Regions from separate parts of the Mus musculus genome. Here all the other regions are linked to region 3. A link is a loop called in an ENCODE intact Hi-C map of the cell type or tissue named here. Cell type or tissue: left cerebral cortex. All regions are shown on one strand.

Region 1 (8,000 bases), 270 kb before region 3:
AGTTGCTATGGAGATTCAAATCTGGTCAGTGCCTTGAAGAAATGATTGTGGAGTTCTCAGCCCTAACTTGACATCTGACTCACATCTTCCCTGGCAAAGCTGAGGGACTGTCCCAGAAGAGGCTATGGAAAGAACAAGAGAGCCAGAGTTTGTAGAGGGTTGCTGTAAGTTAAGTCATTGGATATTATAGAGCTATCCCGCTTAGGAACCTGTAGCAGATATAGGTACTTGAATAAGATCTGTATAAAATAAAGCCAGTCAACAGTTCTTAACAGAAGAAGTTAAATGTGTTTTCTTTGTTTGCTTCTGTACTTAGTCCATGAATTTACTAGAGGATCATCCGCCTTCCTCTGAATTACATGAGTACCTTTGAAAACTATCACACACATATGCACACACACACACACACACACACACACAAACACACACAGTCTCATACACTGTCACTCACACAAAGTCACTCACACAGTCACACAGACACACAGTCACGCAGATAAACAGACAACCTGCTGCCACAGACACATATGTAGACACATACACTTTAATGTGCCACTAAGTCCAGTTAGTGTTTTCAGTATATATATGGATGTAGCACCATCCACTAAAGCAAGGGTGACCTGGCAGGGACCACAACCTAAGAAATGACTCTCCCTGATCTAAAACTCTTCTACTGCTAATAGCTGCTCATCTAGAATTGAGAGTTCATGAGCCACTCCTCATAAAAACCCCGTTTCAAATATTGACAAGACAAAGCAAAACAAAACATACATCTTGAATTCTGGACATATAACTCCATCCTCAAATGTCATTGGCTGGTCTAGGTTTTCTTTCTTTTTCATATGTTTTAGAATTATCAATAATCATATAGATAAAAAAAGCTTACTTGAAGTGACATATCAACTGTCATGATATATAAAGCTCCTTTGAATTGGTTGGAATTTTGGATGTTAGGTCTTTAGATGAATTTGGAACAAACATTTAATAATCTGTGAAAGACTGTAGACATTAGGTGCTGATTCTACTTCCCAGACCCGCGTTCCCAGAAATAAGATTAATACCCAAATATATTTACAAATACCTTGGCTCTTCTCTGACTAGAGGTAACTTAAAATATCCCATTTCTTTTAACCTACATCCCGCCACATGGGTGATTACCCGTGCTCAGGTACCACCCATCCGTCTACTGACATCTTCCTGGGCAAATATCCCAGTGCCTGGCTCTATCCCAGAATCCTTTCTGCCTCCTGGATGTCCCACCATCTATTTCCTGTCTAAGTCATAAGCCATATAGGCTTTTTAATTGACAGGAGATGCATCCTTACAATACACAAGAAATTCTCTCTACAAAAGACATACAATTAAATATTGTATTTTACAATATGGTGACATGGTATTGCTCTTCATTTGCAAGACCTTACCTTTCTGGCAGCTGGGTTTGTAGTTTTAAGTTTGGGAGGAAAGTGCTTAGATTCTGTCAACTTGACGTATGCTAGAGTCAGCTGGGAAAAGAATAATCTCAATTTTGGATTTGCTTCCATCAGATGGACCTTTGGGAATATGTGTGGTGGGCATTTTCTTAATTTCTAGATTATGTAAAAGGACACACTCTTCTATGAGCAGTGCTATTTTAATCACGTGTAATTGAGTTATGTAAGAAAAGTATTTGAGTGAACCGGAGGAAGCAAGGCGGTATGCAGGACTCTCCACGGCCTCTCCTGTAGCTCCTGCCTCCAGGTTCCTGTCTTGACTTCACTTGGTGATGGCTATTGCCTGTAAACTGAATAAATGCTTCCTTCTCTAAGTTAACTTTGGTAGTGTTTTATCACAATAACAGAGAATGAACTAATATAGAACAGTTGCACAAATTTTGTTACAGTTATTTCTATATATCAGAATTTTGCAATACCATAAATAATATTTTAAATTTAATTGTTAAATTGTGATTTCAGTTCTTAGTTAGACTTATTTTACGCTGGGTCTGGTGACACACACCTTTAATTCCAGCACTCAGGAGGCAGTGGCAGATGGATGGCTGTAAGTTCAAGGCCAGCCTTGTCTACAGAACAAGTTCCAGGCAGGCCAATACTACATAGTAAAACTGTCTTAAAACAAGAACACTAAGATTTATCACTTTGAACACCTTAAAATACAATTAGCTTTGGGATACTATTTTCTAGTCTTTTCTTGGCTGCATCTACTTTTAGTTCACTGTTTTCTTTTTCTGTATATGCCTTTGTTGTGGGTTTTAAAGTTTCCTATGTGAAATCTTTTTTATCTAAAAATGTGTATGTAGCTATTTTGAATTCACATAGGACTGTTTGTTATAGTTTCATCTGTCTTGTGGTCAGCTGGGTGGTACTTTTTACTAAACATTTTGATTCTTGTTTTGTATTTAAGCTGTAGGCCAAACTGTTGGTCTTGAAATGTGATAACCAACTTTTTATTGTCAACTTGATTGATTAAGAGAAACCCAGGGCATTGATTAGGCACAGCTTTGGTTGTGAGGCTTTTCCAGGGAAGATGAACTTCAGAGCGGGGGCCCACCCTAAATACATAGACCCATTCTGTGAGCTGTGGTTCCAGGCTGGATAAGAATGTAATAGGGAGAAGCTAGAGAACTCACACTCCCCTTTCCTATCTTAGAGATGTGAGCCAACAGTGCCACACCCCACTGCCACAGCCACTAGCTGCATCTTCTGCCTTGCTGTGCCTTATTTTCAGATGGCCCGAGCTCCCCAGCTACGACATACAACAAACTCTTCCTCCTTAAAAATCACTTTTCATCAGTTATAGGATCACAGCAGTTAGAAGACTAATTAACACGTAAGCATCGAGTTTCCTTTCCCAGACATGACAAGTGTTCGTATGAAAGAGGAGTGTGAGGGCTTCAGGGGTGAACAATGTTTCTTATTGCAAATGCCCCCCTTTATATCACACCAGTTTGTCTGTTATACACGGCACTCTTTGGGGTAGGGAGTACATTAATACGACTTCTAAATTTGTGGCTTTCTTATTTGAGTAAAGCAAAACATAATCTTAGATTTGACCTATGATTTAAGAACATTCTTTCCATATATACAGGCTCTTCAGTGAAAGCCACCTACACTAATTCAAAATTTAGAAGACATCAAACATGGGAGTGAGTTCTTTTTTTTTTTTCTTAATTTTGGAATGTTAACATTACAAACCTGCTTCTCTGAGCCATTATTGGGAATCTCTGGCATGAAACGACTACTTCATATACATTCCTTGGCTTCTGTTTTTCTGTAATGCTTATTGGAACATATTTATTTAAATCATATCGTTCCAATGATATTCAAGGCCTGTGCAACAGTGGGCCCATCCATTACAGAATTTTAGAAGAGTTTACAGGCCTTATCTGGTGGAGAATTTATTGGAAGGAGACTAGCAAAGTTAAGCCTTTGTAATTTCATCATGACGTTCAGGGATGAAAGGAAAAGCCCACGCCTTAAAAAGACAAAAGACCAATTTATATTTTATATTTTTTAGAATTGAATTTCTTCTGGGATCAAGCATTTAAAGAGATTATTTTAAAATGTTCATGATGAACCAGAGGGGAAATATCCAGAGGGAGAGAGACCCACATCAACTCTTCCAGTACCAACTATTCCAGCACTCTGCAGAGTCTCAGCTGCAAGAGGTTAGCACCATATGCTGGGAGTGTTTAGCCTGGAGGCTTAACCTACTGTTGTATCCATTGCAGACACCTGCTTTCAAGCTTCATCTTTTGTTCTCATAGACCCAGACACTTGCCAGGTTGAAGTTCACTACACTACCACAGCGCAAAACCGGTTGGTGTTCCCCAAGAGCCTCTAGGGGGCAGCAGAGTAGCAGTCGAACTCTATTACAGATTCTGAAAGTGGGTTTTTGTTTTTGTTTTTGTTTTTGTGTTTTTTTTGTTGTTTGTTTTGTTTTGTTTTTTGTGGGGGAGGGGTCCTCGGAAAAGCCAACCTAGATAGAAATCAGAAGACCGAGTGGAAAGTGTCAAGATCAAGAAAAGTATAGAAATGTAAACCTTGTGTTCCGGAGACTGAATTGTAGCTTTGCTAGGAAGACCAAGTTTTGTGACAGATAACAGAAAGGAACACTTACTGTTCTCCCTCCCCCTCCCCTCTCCCTCTCCTTCTCCCTCTCATCTTTTCTTCTTTCTTTTTGCTTTTTGTCTTGTTTTGCTTTTGAGACAGGATCTCTCTGTGTAGCTCTGGCTATTCTGGAACTCACTCTGTAGTTCAAGTTGGCCTTGAACTCAGAGATTTGGCTGTTTCTGCCTCCCAAGTGCTGGGTTAAAAACATGCATATATTCCCTGATAGGAACACTTACTTTTTGTCGAATATTTTCTTTCTACCTGATGTAGAAAGGGGGCAGACACTTGGGGGCATCTAATGAGGAGTTATTTGCTCAATATGCAAATTAAGACATAGGAGAAATTATGTACAATGCATTTGCTCAATGCAGAAGGTGCTGTAGGAATTCAGAAGGCAGGAGGGTGGGAGATGGCTGTGAGGTCAGCTTCAGCTTTGAGCGACTTTGTTATCTGGTTTAGAGATGGAGCTGTCAAAGGAAGAAAGGGAGAGGCTCCAGTACACACTGCACTTCAGCAGGAGGGATGTGTTCACTTGAGCTGTTAGACGTTAGGAGAACACAGAGTAAACGCCTGCATTTCTCCTCTTATGAACATCTCTATTGGTATAGTCAGAGGATAAAGGGCTGAGCTCCCCTGAGCCCTTCATCAGCATCAGGGCTTTGGGTGGCGGTGCTGGGGAGTTCTTCCCCTCCTTCCTTCCCTCCCTTCCTCTCTACCTTCCTCCCCCTCTCTCTTTCTCCCTTTTTCTAATGATGGTCACCTGCTATCTATCTATCTATCTATCTATCTATCTATCTATCTATCTATCTATCTATCTATGTCTATCACTTATCTATCATCTACCTCTCTCTTTATCTTATTTTTGAGGCAGGGTCTGTTTTACTGAACCCAGAGATCACCTACTTTCTGGCCTGTAAAGAACTCCCCATCTCTGCCTCGTAGCCCTGAGATTACAGGGTTCACATCATTCTCACTGCTTCCCCCTTCCAATTTCTCTCATGCCCCTGTTCATGGTCTCTCCTTTAATTATTATTATTTCATGCATATATTTATACACACACACAGACACATACATACATATTATAGAGAGAGACATACATATAGCCTACTGAGTCCATTTGCCATTGCTCACATGTATTAAATGCCCAGGCCTGGTCACTTGGGATTAGAAAACTAGTATAACAGCTTGCCCCTGGCAGAAATGGGTTCTTCCTCTCTCAGCAGCCAATGAAGAAACACTTATAATTCTTCATTTAGAGGTGAAACCCCATGGAATTTTCTGGGTTTGTTATCATGTTAACTGCTGTTGTAATTAGGCTGGTCTTGTTTAGGCAGCCATTCTGGTGAGCATACAAGGGGTGTTGCCCTTTTCATGTCTTGTAGACACTACCCAACAGCAGACATCCTTGGTTTCTAGTTCTTTCAATCTTTCCAACATCTACATATATTTTCACAGTTTTGCTTGAGTCTTGGATGTAGGTGTTCCATTTCAGATGTATAAATTGGGTTGGGCATTTATTGCCTCATTTTGACCAGCTATGGATCCCTGTAATTGTGTTATTGCAAATAAATAAATAAATAAATAAATAAATAAATAAATAAATAAAGCTTAGGACTTTAAATTTACTTTCAACTGTTTCAAATGTCTAGATGATGTCTTAGTTAGGGTTTTAATTGCTGTGAAAAGACACCATGACCAAGGCAACTCTTATCAGGGCAACATTTAAATGGGGTTGGCTTACAGGTTTAGAGGTTCAGACCATTATCATCAAGGTGGTAGCATGGCAGCATCCAGACAAGCAGGTGCATGAGAAGCTGAGAGATTTACATCTTTATCATCAGGCTGCTAGGAGAATACTGGTTTCTAGGCAGCTAGCACGAGGGCCTTAAAACCCATGCCCACAGTAACACACATACTCCAACCTTCTAATAGTGCTACTCCCTGGGGTGAGCATATACAAACCATCACAAATGGTTATAGAGAAACAATGATCTTAAAACTTTGCTATTTGCTTTTGTCAATTGTTTCTCATCTGTGGCAGCCCTCAAGGTGTGAACAGAAAAGTGGTAAATGGGAAAAGGGAGACGCTGGTACATGGGCTCAATGTTAAGTTTAAACAAGAGACGACTTTTAGTGTTAAATCCAAAGAGACAGTAGTTATATTTAATAATGTATTATGTATCTAAAAGTTAGAAAAACGCTTTAAATGTTCTTACCAAAAGAAATGAAAGAGATGGATTATACTTAATTTAGACAAGTGTACTGTGACAGCTACATTTTGTCAGCTTGACACAAGCTAGAGTCACCTGGGAAGAAGGAACCTCGATTGAGACATTGTCTTCATGAGGTTGGCCTGTGGCATGACTTATGGGGGCATTTTCTTGATTAATGATTGATGTATCAGGGCTCAGTCCACTATGGGTTGGATAAGAAAGCAAGCTGAGCAAGTTATGAAAAGCACAATGGCAGTGTTTTCCATGGGTTTTGCTTCAGCTCTTGCCTCTAGGTTCTTATCTTGGCTTCTCTCCATAATGGACTATCCCTTGTAACTCAGATATTCTACCCCAAACTAATTTCTCAATTTAAAGTAAAGTAAATTTTGGCCAGTTCGTTCGCTCTTTCTTTCTTTCTTTCTTTCTTTCTTTCTTTCTTTCTTTCTTTCTTTCTTTCTTCCTTTCTTTCTTCCTATCCGTGTGTGTGTGTGTGTGTGTGTGTGTATGTATGTATGTATGTATGAATGTATTTATGTATCACAGCAACAGAAAGCAAACTTGAAATTTACCAGGAATGTGGTATATTGCTGTGATGGACATAATATTTTCTTTGAGGGTGGAATAGGGAGAATTTTGGAAACATTTGGAACTTTGGACTAAAAGTGTTCAGAGCTTATAGAGCTGTTGTGGAAACTTAGATGATGATAATTCTGAGAGAAATGCAGAAAATAGAGTCTTATCTCATGAAATTTCAGAGGGAGGCAAAGACTGTCAGGGTTGTTTATATGATACTTTAAATTGAGAAGTTGTGGTTCCTGGTCAGACAATGGTTGGTGAGTCAGATGTTAACAAGAGACTAGTACCACTGAAGTGAAGTCTCTGCTTTACTGGAACAACTGATGATGGTTAACCTGGGTCTTTACCAGTGTGATAAAGTGACCTACATTATTGTGAAATCTGAGAAGGATGTCCTTGTGATCAGCATACAAAATCAATGGTATAGAGCAGGGTAAAGGTTGCATCCCAAGGTAGCTACCAAATGGGGTAATGTGTAAGAGTCTCCAACATAAGAGTGAGTTTGAAAGCATGAGTATTCACGGAGAGCAGTTGAGGCTTGGCATTTGTGAGGGCATATAAAAAAGTCAAGGCTTGCCACCATGTCGCAGAATTGAAATCCCCATAGAAAGGCCATGAGGCTGCTGGTGAATGTGCAGCCTTCTTTTCGATGGAGGCCGCAGGTCATTTATTTGCATCACTCTGAGGAGTTATGAGCCTCTGCAGTAACCATTGCCCACTGGACAAACAGCATCACAAATCTATGGGTACAAAACCCCATAGTTAAGATGCAGTTTGGTAACATAACCTACTCGTTAAGACACCAGTAGGTTCCCCCAAGGGCCTATGACCTCCCTAGCTAGGAGATTTTGACCAGGCATGAAGACCTTCGAAGCAGGCCCCAAATCCAATCAGAAAGGAGTTGCTTATCCCCACAACAGCCATGTCATTATTGCATGAGTAGGCACTCCTGCCCGACAGGTCAGTATTATACCATGCAGGGACCAACCCTGTTTTACCACTGTGAATGGGAAAGCTAGTCAGAAGAGGGGAAATTTCTCAATCAGCTTGAAATTTATTTCTCCCTATCTTGGAGTCAAAGTGTGTGCTCATGTGTGTGTATGC
Region 2 (8,000 bases), 92 kb before region 3:
GAAGCCAATTAGCGGAGTTGGGGAGTGCTTCCTGCTCAGTGGTACCTTTCCTCTTGTTAGTTAGCTTTTTTTTTTCCAAAATGTTATGGTTTGCAAGTCTCTGAGGGTTTTGTATCTTCTGCAAACCGCACACCCTGCTTATGCAAACAGTTTGCTACAATCCAGTAACAATCTTCTTACTTTGTGACAATAAATGCCTATAACAACTATAGCCTTTTTATGTGTTTTGAACAAAATAGTTGTATGGCTAAACTTTGAAAAGAAACTACTAAAATGTGAAGTCCTTAATCAGGTTCATATAGAACCCCAGGGGTCTCTAGAACACACACACACACTCACACACACACACACACACTCACACACACATACTCACACACACACACACACTCACACACACACACTCACACACACATACTCACACACACACTCACACACACACATACTAACTCACACACACACACACTCACACACACACACACACTCCACACACACTCACACTCACATACATACACACACACTCACACACACTCACACACACACTCACACACACACACACACTCACACACATTGCTAGTCTCAGTATTTGGTTACTAAGGTTACTGAAATCACATCTTAAGAAGTATTTAAATCAATTCTGATGCTATCAAGGTAAAATGATAATACACTTTCATTCTTGTAATCTCTGGGGGTGTGTATGAATCTGTATAAAGAAAAGACAAAACAAAACCCTTTGTGATTCCAGAAGCTGTTAACACAGTGGAAAGGAACCTGGGTCAGAAGACCTAGGTATGGGAGTTGTCTCCATCTCCTGGCTATGGAACCTTGAGTTTGTCCTCAGAATCTTAGTATCTTCATGAACAAAGTGAAGATGAAAATCTTGTATTCTGGGACATGAAATGGATTTAAAAAGTTGCCATACGAAAGTTAACACTAAAAATTCTAAAACACGAGAAAGTTGATATTATTGTAAAAAACTGTAATTTTTGTCTGTAGCAATATCACTGATATTGTTATTATTGTTGTTATTATATAATACAAATTCTTTTTTGCTTTCGTTCATATTATTTTAAAACAGTGCTGTAAAATCCATGAAAACATAGATGCCCAATAAGAATCTGTAATAATCACTGATACAATGAGAGAAATACTCTTATTAGATATTTTATTATTGTCATATAAAAATGGTCTTTAACATTTTAGTATTAAAATATTTCTCCTTCTTTACCTTTAAAAGGCATCTTTAATTGATTTTGAACATAAAGTGACACTATTGCCAGGGTATAAAAGTACAGTATAAATGTGGCATTTAGAGGTACCTGTCAACACTGCTGATCTGATTATGTAATATTGAAACATGTCTGTACTCTTTTGGTTCAAGGCCCTCCTCCTCCTCTATGGAGTCTGACCTCCACAGTCTGGAAATTGAGTTAACTATTAGAATAGGTGGGTACCACAGGTGGTGTCTTTAATAACAAGGGCATCCATTGATTGGTGGGTGGGTACCATGGCAGAAATGATGGGTAATCCTTCTAAACCCCATCCTTGTCTAAGTAGTTTTCATTGAAGGTGTGTGGTTACATGATTATCAGAAAGTAGTGTTGTGTCCATCAACGGAAGTGCCAGACAAAAGGGTTTGAGCAGTGCCTTCTCTTCGAATACCTTGTAAATGTTAAGCCAAAAGACTTGGTGCAGTCCCAAAGCTGACTTAGAACTGTAGCGTTTATATATAGTGCTCTGAGGATACCCTGGGAGGTCAGCGACTCTAGAAAGCATAAGACATGTTCTCTTGCATTTATGACTCTTTCTGAAATAATAAGGTGTGAGATCTATAGGGACACAGGAGGGAGATTTGTGTACATAGGAACCACACTAACAAGAAATACCATTGTCAGTGTTTTATCAGAAAGACTTTTTTTATTAAATCTTTCAGGAACAAGACTTGTATTATTTAAAAAAAAAAAAAAAGCAGAAATGGGTTCAATACAGCCTTTAGGCAGATACAAGTACACAGCTTTATCAGAACCTAAAACATCTCAATGCTCTCACCTCAACTTGCACATACATTAAAATTACTCATTATTTACCTACGAAGCTTCAGTGTAATACTTAGGTAAGGATGGAACTCAGAATAGTGACCATTAGTTCTGTAGTGGCATCAGTCAAATCATCAGTTGGATCGACTAGAATGGAATCCTCCTTTCTGGCTCTCTGCTTCTTATATGGTTCAGATGAAATTATGTAGGAACAGAAGAGAGACAATCAAGCTCTTTTTGGTGACAGTAACATCAATATTATGAGTACCATTCCCAGGAAAATTAATATTAAGAATAAAGATAATGAACACCTGCTAATCACTTAATTGGTGATATGCTGAGTGGATAAGGATTGATTACGTATTAGGTACTGATCCAAGACCCTTATTTTCATATAAACTTCATAACAACCATTGAGATTGATGATATTATTCCAAATATTTAGATGAAGAAGACGCAATTCAGACACATGAATTTTTCTAAATTTGTGTGCCATTCTTAGGTGATGTTACATGCTATTTGGCTGTTTATTGCCCGAATATCTGTCTCATTAGACAGTGCTCTACCTCTCCATGCAGTTGCCTCATTATCAGGCTCTGTCTCTTTTCAGTAACCCTGTGATGCCTTTACACACATGTGCTTGATAAAATTGTGTGTACAAATTAACAAACCTTTCCTCACTTTCCAATAACACATCACTTTGTTTTAACAACGTAGCTCAGTACAATATTGTTTTCACATTTTGTTTCTGCCAGGGCTCTCTTTGCTTGCTAGATCTCCATTAAGTCAATGTAAATACACTTAACTAAGTATAATAGTCATGTCGGTTCATTAATGATGCTGAATCTTTGACATGACTTTATTCCTGTGATTTGATGAATCTCCTTTCTACCACAAGCTTATATAATTGACTATTGGCTTCAGGCTCCCACCACAGTATTTTTTGTTATTGCTGTTTTGTTGCTGCTGCTGCTTCTGGTGATTAACAGAGGGTTGGGGGCAGCGGACTTGAGGAAACAGAAGCCAGATGGGCAGCAAACAGGGATTATGAAGGTCAACAACAAGTTCAGGGGTCCCCTGTGGTCCTCTACAGGCTCAATCTCCTTGGGTCAAACTGATACAGAAACAAGAATAGCTGCCTGTGTCTGCAAGTCGTAACCAGTCAGGAGCCTAGAGTCCCTTGAGGATATTTAAATGGGAGCCAGAAAATTGCCACCAGGTGGTGCCAAACCACAGCACAGTTGGATTTAATTGTATATGCCAAGACTTGAAAGTGCCCCTTCTCACCCCCACAGCTGGAAAAGGGCTAAAACGGGTGAATCTGTTGCCTAGTGCAGACAATCTGGAGATCAGGTCCAGGAATTTAGGTTTTTTTATCTTCTGCTTTCCAAGCTTTTTATGAGGTCTAAAGTCAAGTCAGCGAAGTTAGCCCAAGCAGGCAGGAAACACAGGGCCCGGCACGTAGGAGACATTCTACAAATATTTATAACTGACCTGAAAAAGAACTAAGTTGACCCACAGTTTGCTCCTTACATCTTGACTCAGCTTCAGCTGTTAGCACTCTGGCTTTATTGAAAGCAGAGTGGCTTCTTCTCACTCATTCTGTCCAACAGAATAAGCCTAATTCCTGGGGGGAACTGACCTGTAAATAGCTGCAGGGCAGTCTTTTACCAATCCCCTCGCTGCAACAGTGCACATAACTAAGCACGGTTGTGAATCATTGACGCTAATATGCCCTATGCAGAGCTACCTGGAGACCAGAAAGGCATCATTTGTAGAGGAACGGAATTTGGATGACAGCTTTGCAAGTGTGCATCAAGGAAGGAAGGGCACCAGTGAGGGGTTGCCCAAGAGAGGCTTCCGAAGAGTTGGCTCAGCTAAGTAGAGGCTGCAAAGAAAGGAAAGACTCTTAGAAGTGAATAAGGCTCAAGGAACAGACAGCGAGGAGAGCCTGGTACAACCACGAAGGATACAGGGAATGAGGATCAGATTTTTTTCAACCAATTTTAGTGAAATGGACCAGGCTAGATGATCTTACAGTTAGAGTATGAAATTCCCCCTTTAAGTAAGTACATGTGTTTGAACACTTAGTCCTTGGTGCTCCCTCTCCCTCAACACTTTGAACTTTGTTGTGGAACTTTGAGGAGTTGGGACTTTGAATGGGAACTGGAGGGTCTTGTGGGCTGGTTATGGTTGACCCTTGATTCCAGCTTGAACTCTGCTTCCTGCCCCCCACCCCCATGTTACTTACCAGCTTCCTATGCCTGTCAACATGGGTGGCGATGGTCCCATAGCCATGCTTCCTCCACTTGGGTAGAAAAGAGCCCCAAAACTATGAGCCTAAGTGTTTTCCTATAGTGAGAATTGAACCCAGTACCATATGGACACAAGGCAAGAAGTCTACTATGAAACTCTACCTCCCGCCTCCCTTGCATCATTTCCAGCTTAGTGATAAGAAAAGAGGTAGCACAGAGACTCCCTAGATGTAAGAGATGTGGCTGGCATGTTGGTACGTAACTGAAGACAGCTGAGTCTCTTATGTAAAACAGTTTTCGAAGAATCTGGGACAACAGCTAAGCAATGTATAAGGCCAGTGGGTCTCAACCTTCCTAATGCTGCAACCCTTGCACACCTTGTTGTGGTGAGCTCCAATCATAAAAGTATTTCATGGCTACTTCATAACTGTAAGTTTGCTACCGTTATGGATGATAATGTGAATATCTGTGTTTCATGATGGTCTTGGGTGGCTCCCATGAAAGGGTTGTTCAACCTATCCCCCCAAAAGGGGTAACGATGCACAGGTTGATAGCCATGCAGTAGATGAAACAGCACCTCAAGCTTTGAGTCCACACTTAGATTCTGTTGCTGTGAACAGAAAATCTCTGTTTGAGGCAAGGCCCCGGTGTGTCTCTAGGCTTCCCAGGACCTCTGTTTCCAACAAAAGTCCTAATGTATAGTCTGTGTAAACATTCCTATGAGTATATATTTACATATACAAAATGGGAACAGAAATGAGAGTGTTTGTGTAGAAAGCAGGATGGTTTCATGTGAGGTCGAAGAGAAGTGAGAATAATCATGTTGCTGTATTGACTAGTTGTATGTCAACTTGACACAAGTCATGTAATCTGGGCAGAAGGAACCAAAAGGTAGGATTTGCCTCCCTCTGAGTGGCCTGTTAGCAAGTCCGTGGGGCACTTTATTTATGATCAATATGGGAGAGTCCCAAACACTGTGAGCAGTGCCACCCCTTGACTATATAAGTAAATGAAACCCTGGCAAGTTGAGTAAGTCCAGGAGAGGAAGGCAGGAAGCTACATTCCTTTGTGGCCTCTGCTTCAGGTCATGACTCCTGGTTCCTGCCTTCACTTCCCTCTATGACGGACTGTGATCTAGGTATGTTAAGGGGAAAAAAAAATTAAAAAAAAAAAAAAAGTACCTTTTCTCCTCGAGTTGCTTTGGGCCAGAGTTTGTATCAGAGCCACAGGAAGGAAGCTAGAACACACACACAAGTCCGAGAAATCCTTAGGAGGTGCCCACTGACTTGAAGGGCTCACTTCCTGGCAACTTCGCCATTTCTGATACTTCCGGTGAAGAGGATCACGGGAAGTGTAAGGGTGAGTGGGGTGTGAGGCAAAGCGAGTCCTAGATACCACAAATAGCTTCTCATGGGCTTCTGAGCATCTGAGTTGTTCAAGCCCATGACGCCATGCTTGAGCAGTCTCATCTCCCTCTGTGCCCCTAAAGAGGATTATGAGCTCAGAGATTTTTTTTTCTTTTAAATTAGCAGAACCCTATTTTACAGAGAAGCTCTGCTGGCTTTGGATGTGGTCAGACCCAAGTTCCCCTAGGATTTAAATTACCGAGGAAAAGGATAAAAGGATGATCCCGGAGCACAGATTTTTCAATGCCTACAAAACAGGCTACCTTGAGATTCAAGATGAGAGTGGACCTTTGGAGATGGGAATCCGGCAAAGGATGCTTGGGTGCAGGAGAATAGGAGATGACTCCTGATGGCGAGGCCGTGTGCTGCTGCTGTGTAGTGGTTGGTAAGAGGAGGTCAGGGTATCTGAAGGCTACAGGATCTGTTGGTTTGCTTTAATTTTTTTTTCTTTCCTTGATTCATCTCACAAAGAGTAAAATTTGAAAATTTCAAAAGTAGGTCTTTTTCTTTTCTGCCGTTTTATGTTATACCCAAGTTTGATTTTTTTTCCACACTGTTCTTCCCGCTTATGAAAGGCTAAAAAAAAAAAAAAAGTCACTGAAGCAAATCAAAGACACTCTCACTCACTGCCAAAATTATCTCCTCAAAACCAATGGCTTAGAAAAGGAAAACCATAGTGTAGAGGTAGAAACAGAGGCCGGAGAGCTGCTTTATCTGGTAAGAGCACTGGCTGCTCTTCCAGAGAACCAAACTTTTATTTCTAGCATTTGCCTGGTTGCTAATAACATTCTGTAACTCCAGTTCCAGGGGATATAATGCTTTTTCCTGACCTCCGTGGGCACTGCATGCATGTGGTGCTCAGACATATATTTCAGCAAAATACCCATAGACATAAAATAAAAGTAAGCATACATTTTAAAAATATCTAGAAACATAAATTATTATCAATAGCAATATTACAGAACTGTGAGTGTTTGCTGCCTGATAGCTTGTATGCCTTCAGCATTCCCATATTCCGCTAGATCCTATTGAGAACAAGCAAAGCAAGATGAAAGTGAGATTCAGCAGAGACTAGACACAGGGGAAATTTAAGCGTAGGTTATTTGAGGCAGGATATAATCAGTTAACAAGTGAAGTATCGAATATGGAAAATGAAAATTTGGAAGTGCGAGAAACGAACAAGAGCTTACCTGGTAAGGAAGCAACCCTAGAGACTAATTGAGACATGTGGGAAAGGGGCTGGCTTCAGAGTCACTGGGGAATGGATCAAATAACATTCAAGTCAGGCCACCTATGCTGAGAGGAGAGGCAGGGAGCAACAGAGTGAAGAAACTGCAGAGTCAGGAGTGAAAAGTGCTGTACATGTTTGTGCTGAGGTTGGGGGATGAGAAAGTGGCCAATGGGCTCTACTGAGAAATATGGCAGAGCTCAGAGCTCAGCAGTCAAGGGGAGAGTTGATCACCTTCCTTAGTTTTTTATGGATTCTCACTAAGTGTCAGACCTCTGTTGTCTTCCAAGGATGGAGGAAGGCTTTCTTTTCCTCATACCATCTGGGGAAACACTTCCTTTTCCATCTTGCCACTGGCCATAACAACTGGGCATCTCCATTATTTACTAGCTCCAGACCTTTAGGACTGAAAACTAACTGGACCCCATAGCACCCAGTTAAAGGAAGGCTTCGTATTGTCAGAGGTCAGCCAGTGGCTGGTGAAATGTGTATCATCCTAGGGAAAAGTAGACAAGGAATAGCAATAGATGAAGCTTGATAGAGATACAAACCCCCAAAAGAGAATGCTCTCCCACTTATTGGCCAGTGACTACCACTTTTATTTATGGTTTGTGCTTTGGAAAGAGATTTTTAAATTATCTACTTCAATAGTCTATGGAAGGTCTGCTAAATATCTAAAAATAGCTTTATAGAGATTCTAAATATATAGCCACACTTATTTTTAAAGGCTGAGAGCTCTGTATGAGTCTGTCATAATTTGAGAAATTCTGAAATAAAATGGAAAAAACTAATAGAAAGGTGAATTGTGTTGAATTCAATAGTTGTTATGTCTAATTGGCAATAGTCAAGAGTTTGGATTCTATTTCACTAAACTAGCATTTGATTTTCTCATAACTCCTGAATGAATACAGAATTGTAGAAATATTCTCAATGAGCACAACATTGATCCAGCAGGATATTTGAATTCCCCATGAGAAGAAGGCATCATAGTTTTGGCATTTTCAAATCTGTTCACATTTCTTTTTAGCTAATTCGACATAATGATATTTTAGAGGTAAATGTGCTCATTACATTGATG
Region 3 (8,000 bases):
GGCTATATACCTGCTTCTGTGAAAGGGCAGGTCTTTTGATTGGAACCCATCTATCCATCAACCCCCTACAAAGGGAGGGTTGTGTTACAGGAAGTAAAGGAAGAGAATCTGAACCAATGGAAATAGCAGACTGTCCAATACACAGAAAAAAAAACACTAAATTAAATATTGTTAATTTCTTTGTAATTAAACAAAAACCAATTTTACCTTGTCGACATTCTATTCATACAAAATATTTACTTTATAGTCTTTATGTTCCAAATTATAAAGAGACAATTATATTTCTAACCTTATATTTTAAAGTGTTTCCAGTAACTTAGCCTAGGCATTAGCTTTTCTTGTATTTTGTGTGACAACCGTAAAACTGAATGGCTTACACCAATTCACATTTAATACACTGTGAGATGCAATGCCTATACAAAAGCTATCAGAGTCCTACTCTGTCCATATGTCCATATGTCCATTCTGGAAGCCATACCAGTGAGAAATCCCATGGGAGGCATGGGTGCTCTTGTAGAGGTGGGAGAGTAATAGACCTTGACCAGAGCTTGAGGTTATTTTAAAAGGCTCTGTGCCATTGTGGCATACAGCTGTGTATCATTCTTGGTCCAGTGCCTGTCATACACGCAAGGTCAGAACTGAAGAGGTGGGAATAAGGCTTCTTCTACAGAACTTATGACACCCCTGCAGCAAGGCATAGATGTACAACTGCGAATGCAGAAGACAACTCAAAATACTCTACCTTACAAAGACATGCTGAATTTCTGCTTATTTATTTGGTTTGTATTTGTAAAGGAAACACGGGCAGTTAGTCGGGTGTTTCTGTTTGTCTTCAGGAGAGGCAGACATTGATTGTAGTCAGCCGCGTGTCAAATCTGTATTTTGTTTCACCGATTTCCCACTGTCTGCAGCCTTTGGTGAATACTGAACCTTTGCTCACCCTGTGATCTTCCCTAACGCACCACACGAGATAATTTTAGTAAAAGCATCCGGCATTCCTAAAGGTACTGCTGTGGCTGGAGACAGGAGGAGTAGTTAACTCTCCTCCAGTAAGCTACAACCATGACCTGGCACCTGATTTCCTGTTTCAGTCAAATGTGTATCCGTGAATTGGACATGCAGTAAGGTAAAATTACAGATGGGTGAATTCATAGGTCCCGCTCTCAAAGGAACCACAGTTGAGCAAATATTCTGTAAATTAATGGAAGATTCATCTAGTTGAATAGTAGCAGGAAAGAGCTCTGGAACCCCTGCATGGGAAGCAGATTGGGAAGAGACATCCTGAGATAGTGCTTAAAGTAACACAAAACATCACAGCAGGAGATGCATGTAGGCCCAGAAAGCTCCATGCAGCGCAAAGAAAACAGCAAGTTTGAACTCAAAATCACACTGACTAGGGCGTGGCCCTTTTCACACTACTACCAGGAAACAAGGACTCAGAGTAGAAGGAGGTGATGGGAAGGGTCTGGGGAAAGCAAGCAGGATGAGCATGCGCAGGGATGATGGGGCAAGGTCTGGGGAAGCAAGCGGGATGAGCATGCGCAGAGAGGATGGGTTTTCAAGCGTCAAGGTGTTGGTCATCTCTCTGGTCCTTCTCCTCTGAGCAGCTGGATGCCTTGGGGACTTCTGCCTTATTAGCCACTCTGGAGTTTCTAGGAGATCTTAAGTCTTCAAACTTTTATTTAGATGCCCTAGTGTATGAGACGGAGGGAATGCTTGGTCTACAGAACATGGTAGAAATCGAAAGAAGGCAAAGATACAATATAGGGTACTGTCTGTCAGCATGCAAAGGGAAACTGTTAAGGAAAGATCAGTTTGTGGGAAAGTGAATGTCAATATTTGTGCCTGTGGATGCTTGTGTCCTTGCAGGCACATGCATGCGCCTGCGGTTGGCAGGCGGTGTGTTCTGGACTACTCTCCATCTTACTTTTGAGACAGAGGTCTTGCTGAACTTGAAGTTCATCAGTTTGGTTAGGCTGGCTGACTAATGATCTCCAGGAGTCTGCCTATACCTCCCACATGCAGACACACATGTGAATTAATCCTGCAAAGCAAATGAAAACCAGGGTACCCATTTTTCCCTTTCCTTAAAAAGTCTGTCAATGCTACTTTATTGTTTGTGATTTTATTAGTGGTACATTATTGGTGACCTGATTATATAGAGGATTCGATAAAGATAACTTTATAAGAGATAAGCGGACAAGATGCTTGGGGAAGTGCCGCTTGGTGGGAACCAGTGCCATGAGTGTGTAGATCCAGGGTTGCCAAAAATGTCCTGTTGCACATAAAAGAATGTTCAACAGTAAAAACCAAACCAAACCAAAAACAACCAACCAACCAACCAACCAAACAAACAAACAGTCTCTGGAATCCAATCTACCAGCCGAATCACTACCCAGGTCCTTGAACTGGACTTGGAAGTGGGTGTACAGACCCACCTTTGTCCTGGGATGAAGTCTGAGTCTGCTACAGGCAGTCCTTACAGAGCACATATTGGCAGGTGAAGTGTGCCTTGTGAAAGCATCGAATACCCGCTGCTCAGAGCCACTGGGGAAAGAGTGGAATACCACATTGCAAAAGAAGATACATAAAATTAGAAAATAAATATACAGCACGGTAGGTGATGAACGATTCAAAGAAAATATTTAAGAGAGATGAGCGGACAAGATCACACAATCACGTTGGTTCAGTTTAAATGTACCTTACTGTACTTTTTTTAAAAAAAATATTCTTTCCATCACATCCGACTCCCATTGCCATTCCTCTTCTTGCCACGATAGGCGGAGTCTGAGCTGTGCCAAAATCCACATGTCTTCCTTAACTAACATACCTTATGCAGGTCTGCGCTTCGAAATAATGCCAGGTTGCTAATAAAGAAAGGCCTTGTGGTGTTTGACTAGTTTTGAGAACATTATTATGAATTTGTAGGGTAGAGAGATGGATTGATGAGTACACAGAGAGAGATGGAAACTGCTAACATGGCTGACCAGTGCATGTATCTTGTAGTCAGTAGGCAGAGCCGACTAGAAGCGAAGGTGTTCCAGCTGTCCTGAGTGAACACACTAAGATGGAGCTTGGCCTCTCATTGGCCTTCTCCAATAGAAACTCAGGAGCCCTTGGAGAAATGCTTGATCCTAAGGCACTGGAAGGCAAATACTTATCAGATTCAAGGATCCTAAACATCAAGGATGTGCTCAAAGGCTGCCGGCTGGTCAAAGGAATGTTAAAACAGTGTAAAGGTGGAATGGGGGCAGTGATACTCACATTAGACTTTAATTCACATAATAAAATTCATGGATGTTGCTATAAATCTAGGATTTAATAAGTAAATGGAAGAGAATGGGCCATGTGTCACAGAGGAATTCCAACTGTAGAAGAAAATAAGGGATATAGAGAAATCACCATCACCCAAGCCTGTAGTCACAGCAAATGAAGGTAAGGAGCCTTCTTGATGCTAACATCTGTGAACAGCTGTTTGGAGAGAGGATGACACATATGTTAACCAGGCCCCCTTCCCATCACCTACAGGGACTTTCCATTGAAAATACCAATTGTCATTTTAAACCAAATGACAACTCAGTGACAGACTCACTGGTAATCTGACACATGGACGACATCACTGACTGATATTGTACCCAAGAAGGACGAAGCAGGAGTTCTGGAGCATTCTTCCCTAAAGAAAGCATGTCCACAATCTAATGTGAGTCTGTAGCCATCTTAAATGGTGGAGCATCTGTAAAGTAATTGAGCAGTTACTTGCAGAAGTGTCAAAAGGAGGAAAGAAAGGAGGAAAAAATAAAGGAAGTGAGGCTGGTGAGTCACCCTTGGCACAAAAAGGCACTTGCCACTAAGCCTGATGGATTACCAGAGTTCAAAGGGTGGAAAGAAAAAATCTGCAGGAATGAAAAAAAAAAAAAGGGCGTTAGTAGAAAACCTGGAATAACCTTAAGAGCTATAGCTGGATATGGTAACTTACATTTGATGATTTGGGAAACTGACTGGGTGAGGAATTCCCATTGGGAGTGGGGGGCGTGTTGGGGAGGGACATAAAGGAATAAACCTAACAGTCCTCCTTGAGTGGAGCCAACGGGATGACCTGACCTTTCAGCTCATAGAATTGCCAGTCTCTTTACTTTCCTATAAAGGGAGCTGTTTGTATGACACTCCTAGTACCGCAAAGTCTGGTAGATGGAGAAACACAGCTTCCCTCTGAACCTTTCCCACGACTCGAGCGAATGTAGTTTCCAAGACACCGTGTTCAGTACAGGATGTTGATCTGAGAGTCAGAAGACCTAGTTTCTCCCAGGGCTTCTCCCTTAGCAGCGAGGCGCTGAGTGGCACAAGTGCTCCCAGCAGGTCTCTGAAGCTTCCGTTTCCGTGGATTTGAAACCTCTCGTTTTCTTAAATTCGAAAACAGCTTTTCTCTGTAGAGTCACTGGAGTTTTCTGACGCGGTGTGTCAGAGGCAGTTAACGTGCAACTGCCTTCTGTTTAAGTAAGGCAATCAATTACCAGGGTTATTTCTAGTTTCCCCATACAGCACAGCCATCAGTTCTGGCCACTGAATTTACCTGCTGGCTAAAGTAGAATTGTGCTGCCCCCGTGTGGCTAATAGTGGGTACTGAAGGGCCTGGCCACAGATGTAAGAGATCCAAGAGCATTATAGAATTCAGAGTTGGAAGGCACCCCAGAGTTCATGTAAATCACCCCCTTCCTTAGTAAGGAACTGATCCTCATAGGCTTGTGGTGAGTCCCTGTGCTACTTGATGATTGACGTAAACCGGATGCGAGACCAGGGTCAGTGTGGTTCAAGTTAATTTGTCAGACATGAGGGGAAGCGGAAGGGGATATGGGAGGAGGGGTTGGGGGAGGGGCTTAAGGGGGTGAGGGGTACAGGGGGTTGGGAGAATTTTTGGATCAGGTCTACGTAGACTTGAATTTTATTATAAACACACACACACACACACACACACACACACAATGAAATAACTAGACGTTGTAAACAGAAGCTGCCCCTTGTACAAGGGTTCAAAACAGAACTGCTGTTTTAACCTGGGGAGAGTGGTCACCACAGCTGTGTGCACAGCAACTTCCATGCTGCATTTTGAGATCATTTCTTTTACATTAAACAGCTTATGACTGCTTAATGCCTATCACACCGCAGATTTTAGAAACTGCTGGTAAATGAAGACCCAGCGTTTGGACAACTGAGTCTGATCGCAGCTCCTGTCCATTCTGTGAGTGTGAGCTTATGTGTGAACAATCCAGACAGCCCAGGCTTCCTCCTGGTCCTCATTCCCTCACCTTCACCAGAGAATACCTTCCTCGTGAGAGTCTCGTAAAAGTTAATTCTTGTAAATTGTTGTAAGAAGACGAAGTTAAAACTGTCGGTCGATTATACAGTTCACCGGGTGTGCATGTTTCTACAGTCCTGAAGTGAGTTAAGTAAAACAAGCCACTGAGAGTATGGAAAGCCCTTGTAGAGCAACCACCTATCCTTGCCGGCCAACAAAGATCTTTTGATAAGGGTACATAGTAAATATGTTTGGCCTTAGGTTATAGAAAAGTTTGTGGCTTAAGGTCTTCTAAAAGTAGCCACTGAATGGGTGGGGTCACATGGATAACTGTCTCAGGTTGTGTGTATATGTTTAAACATTTGTTTAGAGGATCCTGAACAACATTTTCCATTGTGTGATGGGTAGAGGCACTAACAGGACTCACTGTATAGCTGTCCAGATTCTCTAAGTATACAACAGGGAAAAAGATCAATGGGATAGGATTGACCTAGGTGGTCTGTGTGTGGAAAACTATAGATCTCTCTGATAAATTTCTAGACTTCTCTCTCCTTTGTCAAGACACGCGAAGTCTGCGTGTTTCCCTAGCTACAAAAACTGCAGCTACATCGAAGCAATCCTCAGGGAAGCCCATTAGAATCCGGTTCCCAGGTAGCTAGGGGAACACAGTAAATACCAGGCACCAACTGTCTAGCAGCTAGCACAAGCCAGTGTCATAAAGCGCCTGTCCGTGTCAGCAGTGCGCACACAGTGAGAGGGACCTTAGTGATACGGAGAACATGTTTCCAAGACCAACCTCTCAGGAGGGAGCAGCCTCAGGCCTCCTGATTTCCTCATACAGTGCTCCTAATTAAAACAGCCTAATAGAGACTGTTTTTCTGATAGACTCCAAGTGCAGAATAAGTCTTGGGCATTTTATAATCATGTTGACCTGGGACTTCATATGTTCATATGGTACATGGCTAATTTTTTAGCTCTGCATCTTCATGTATCCAGAAGATGTGTTTGCCCATTCTAGGATTCTTATTGGTATATTTGTATTTTTTTATTTGGCCTGTTTCAAAATTTAACATTTTGGAAAGACATTTGTTTGCTATTTTGGTTGGGATGAGCACTTTTTTTTCCCCCGGCGCGGGGGTCGGGGGGTGGGGTGGGAGGGGAAGTTAAGCTTCCAGTGGAGCCTAAGAAAAACAAATAGAGCATTCTCAGGAATGCTTTGTCATCCATAGTTTCCATTACTTCTAAGAAAGTGTCAGTGTGAACAGTCTTCCATAACCTTTAGCTCAGAGCCACCTTGTTTGCCCCAAGCAACTAGGAATCAACAGCAAAACTTTTGACCTGTGTGGTGGCTCCTTTCCCAATTGATCATATGACGTGAGTTTCTCATTCTCCAGATCAAACACAACCATCCGTCTTTCCAGTGAGTGGAGACAAGGTTTGCTTCCTCATCATGAAAACTGTCTGCTGGCCCCACCCCACAGACCTCTTAGAGCTAAGATAGCCCAGCTGGCTCTTTTCATTTGGCGCAGTAGCATAAGTGTGAATGTTTGTCTGCTCAAACATGCCTCTTAAGTCACGACAGTGGTGTGGGCTCTCTGGAGGACCTCTTATTTAAATTATTTAAGATGTAATGGTAAATTCTATGTGCAATCAATGCATATCATTATGTGAGGTTTTGTGAGTTCTTTCTGTTTCTCTACTTTGGAAGCTATTTCTTCCGAAACCCCAAACCAGTGGGTTTAGACTTAATGTCATCTCGGTGAACTGAAGCTCTAGGGCTCTCTCATAGCAGCACCCCTTGTTTGTAAAGTCTCGCTCAAGATCCCTGCCCAGGGCAGTTCACACAGTCACTGGCTTATTGACACTATGCATTCTTGTTAACGTCAATATTTGTTACTAAATGCAGTTCTCCCATTATGTTTCTATTATTAAAGCTGATATTTTTATTATGAGTTAATTTCATGCATACATGAACTTTGGGTTCTCTCTTCCTCTTTTGTTTTATTTTGTCTTCTCTTCTTCTTGTTCTTTTGCTGAGAATGAAACCCAAGGCCACCATCTGTCCCTGAGCTGTGTTCCAAAAACTAATGAGTTTTTGTTCAGTACAATATCACACTTCTTAAACAATAAGGTTTTGAGAGTCGCCTCCCCTCACTGAAACACATTCCACTTGAGGTGAGATAGTTGAAAAGTGAATTCAGTTGCAGTGTCAGTTGTGTGGTGTCCAGGGTTGAGAGTTGGGGGCTTCTTAGGAAAGAGAGGTTAGTTATATAGTACCTTACGATTGCAAGACACAGATTAGTGATTTCCATAAACAAAACACATTCCAGTCAGACTAACATTTCATAGGAATTTTCCCTCCCCTCCCCTCCCCTCCCCTCCCCTCCCCTCCCCTCCCCTTCCCTTCCCTTCCCTTCCCTTCCCTTCCCTCCCCTTCTTCCCTTCCCCTCCCTCCCTCCCTCCTTTCCTTCCTTCTTTCTTTTTATTATAGGACATTTAACAGTTTAGATATGTTGACACAGCTGATTATTTTTATATCATACATTTGTCATTACTGATTTGCTAAGTGTGCTTCTGAAGGATTCTCTTTAACTCAGTTGTGCAGTTTTAGACGTGCAAAGATGCACAAGGGACATGCCTGTGGCGTGACATCTCTGCAACTTTTCAGCCTCCTTGCCAATGCAATTAAGCTGCTTTGATATCTGAA

The links. Peaks named below come from ENCODE experiments on the same cell type or tissue, not always from the same donor. Only the 100,000 strongest peaks of a DNase experiment are listed, where the experiment ranks them.
Region 1: a loop joins it to region 3, with 6 times the contacts of the local background. A loop is called at or near these places in 7 of 42 quality-filtered maps.
Region 2: a loop joins it to region 3, with 6 times the contacts of the local background. A loop is called at or near these places in 3 of 42 quality-filtered maps.

Annotation. Positions count from the first base shown.
Region 1 is chr16:28,789,104-28,797,103 of GRCm38, reverse strand. It overlaps the pseudogene Gm20018. Among named protein-coding and RNA genes, the nearest start is that of Mb21d2, 140 kb to the left of the region's middle. In left cerebral cortex, a CTCF peak has its summit at 3,829 (motif pointing right); a DNase peak (open chromatin) is centred at 3,824.
Region 2 is chr16:28,606,355-28,614,354 of GRCm38, reverse strand. It overlaps Gm46548 (a long non-coding RNA gene), which reads left to right. Exons shown (of 2, transcript XR_001781891.2): 2 at 1-5,298. It also overlaps a transcript of Fgf12 not described here. Among named protein-coding and RNA genes, the nearest start is that of Mir690, 10 kb to the right of the region's middle. In left cerebral cortex, a CTCF peak has its summit at 3,246 (motif pointing right); DNase peaks (open chromatin) are centred at 3,250 and 5,645; H3K27ac peaks cover 211 bases.
Region 3 is chr16:28,514,622-28,522,621 of GRCm38, reverse strand. It overlaps a transcript of Fgf12 not described here. Among named protein-coding and RNA genes, the nearest start is that of Fgf12, 73 kb to the right of the region's middle. In left cerebral cortex, a CTCF peak has its summit at 4,610 (motif pointing left); a DNase peak (open chromatin) is centred at 4,589; H3K4me3 peaks cover 515 bases; H3K27ac peaks cover 583 bases.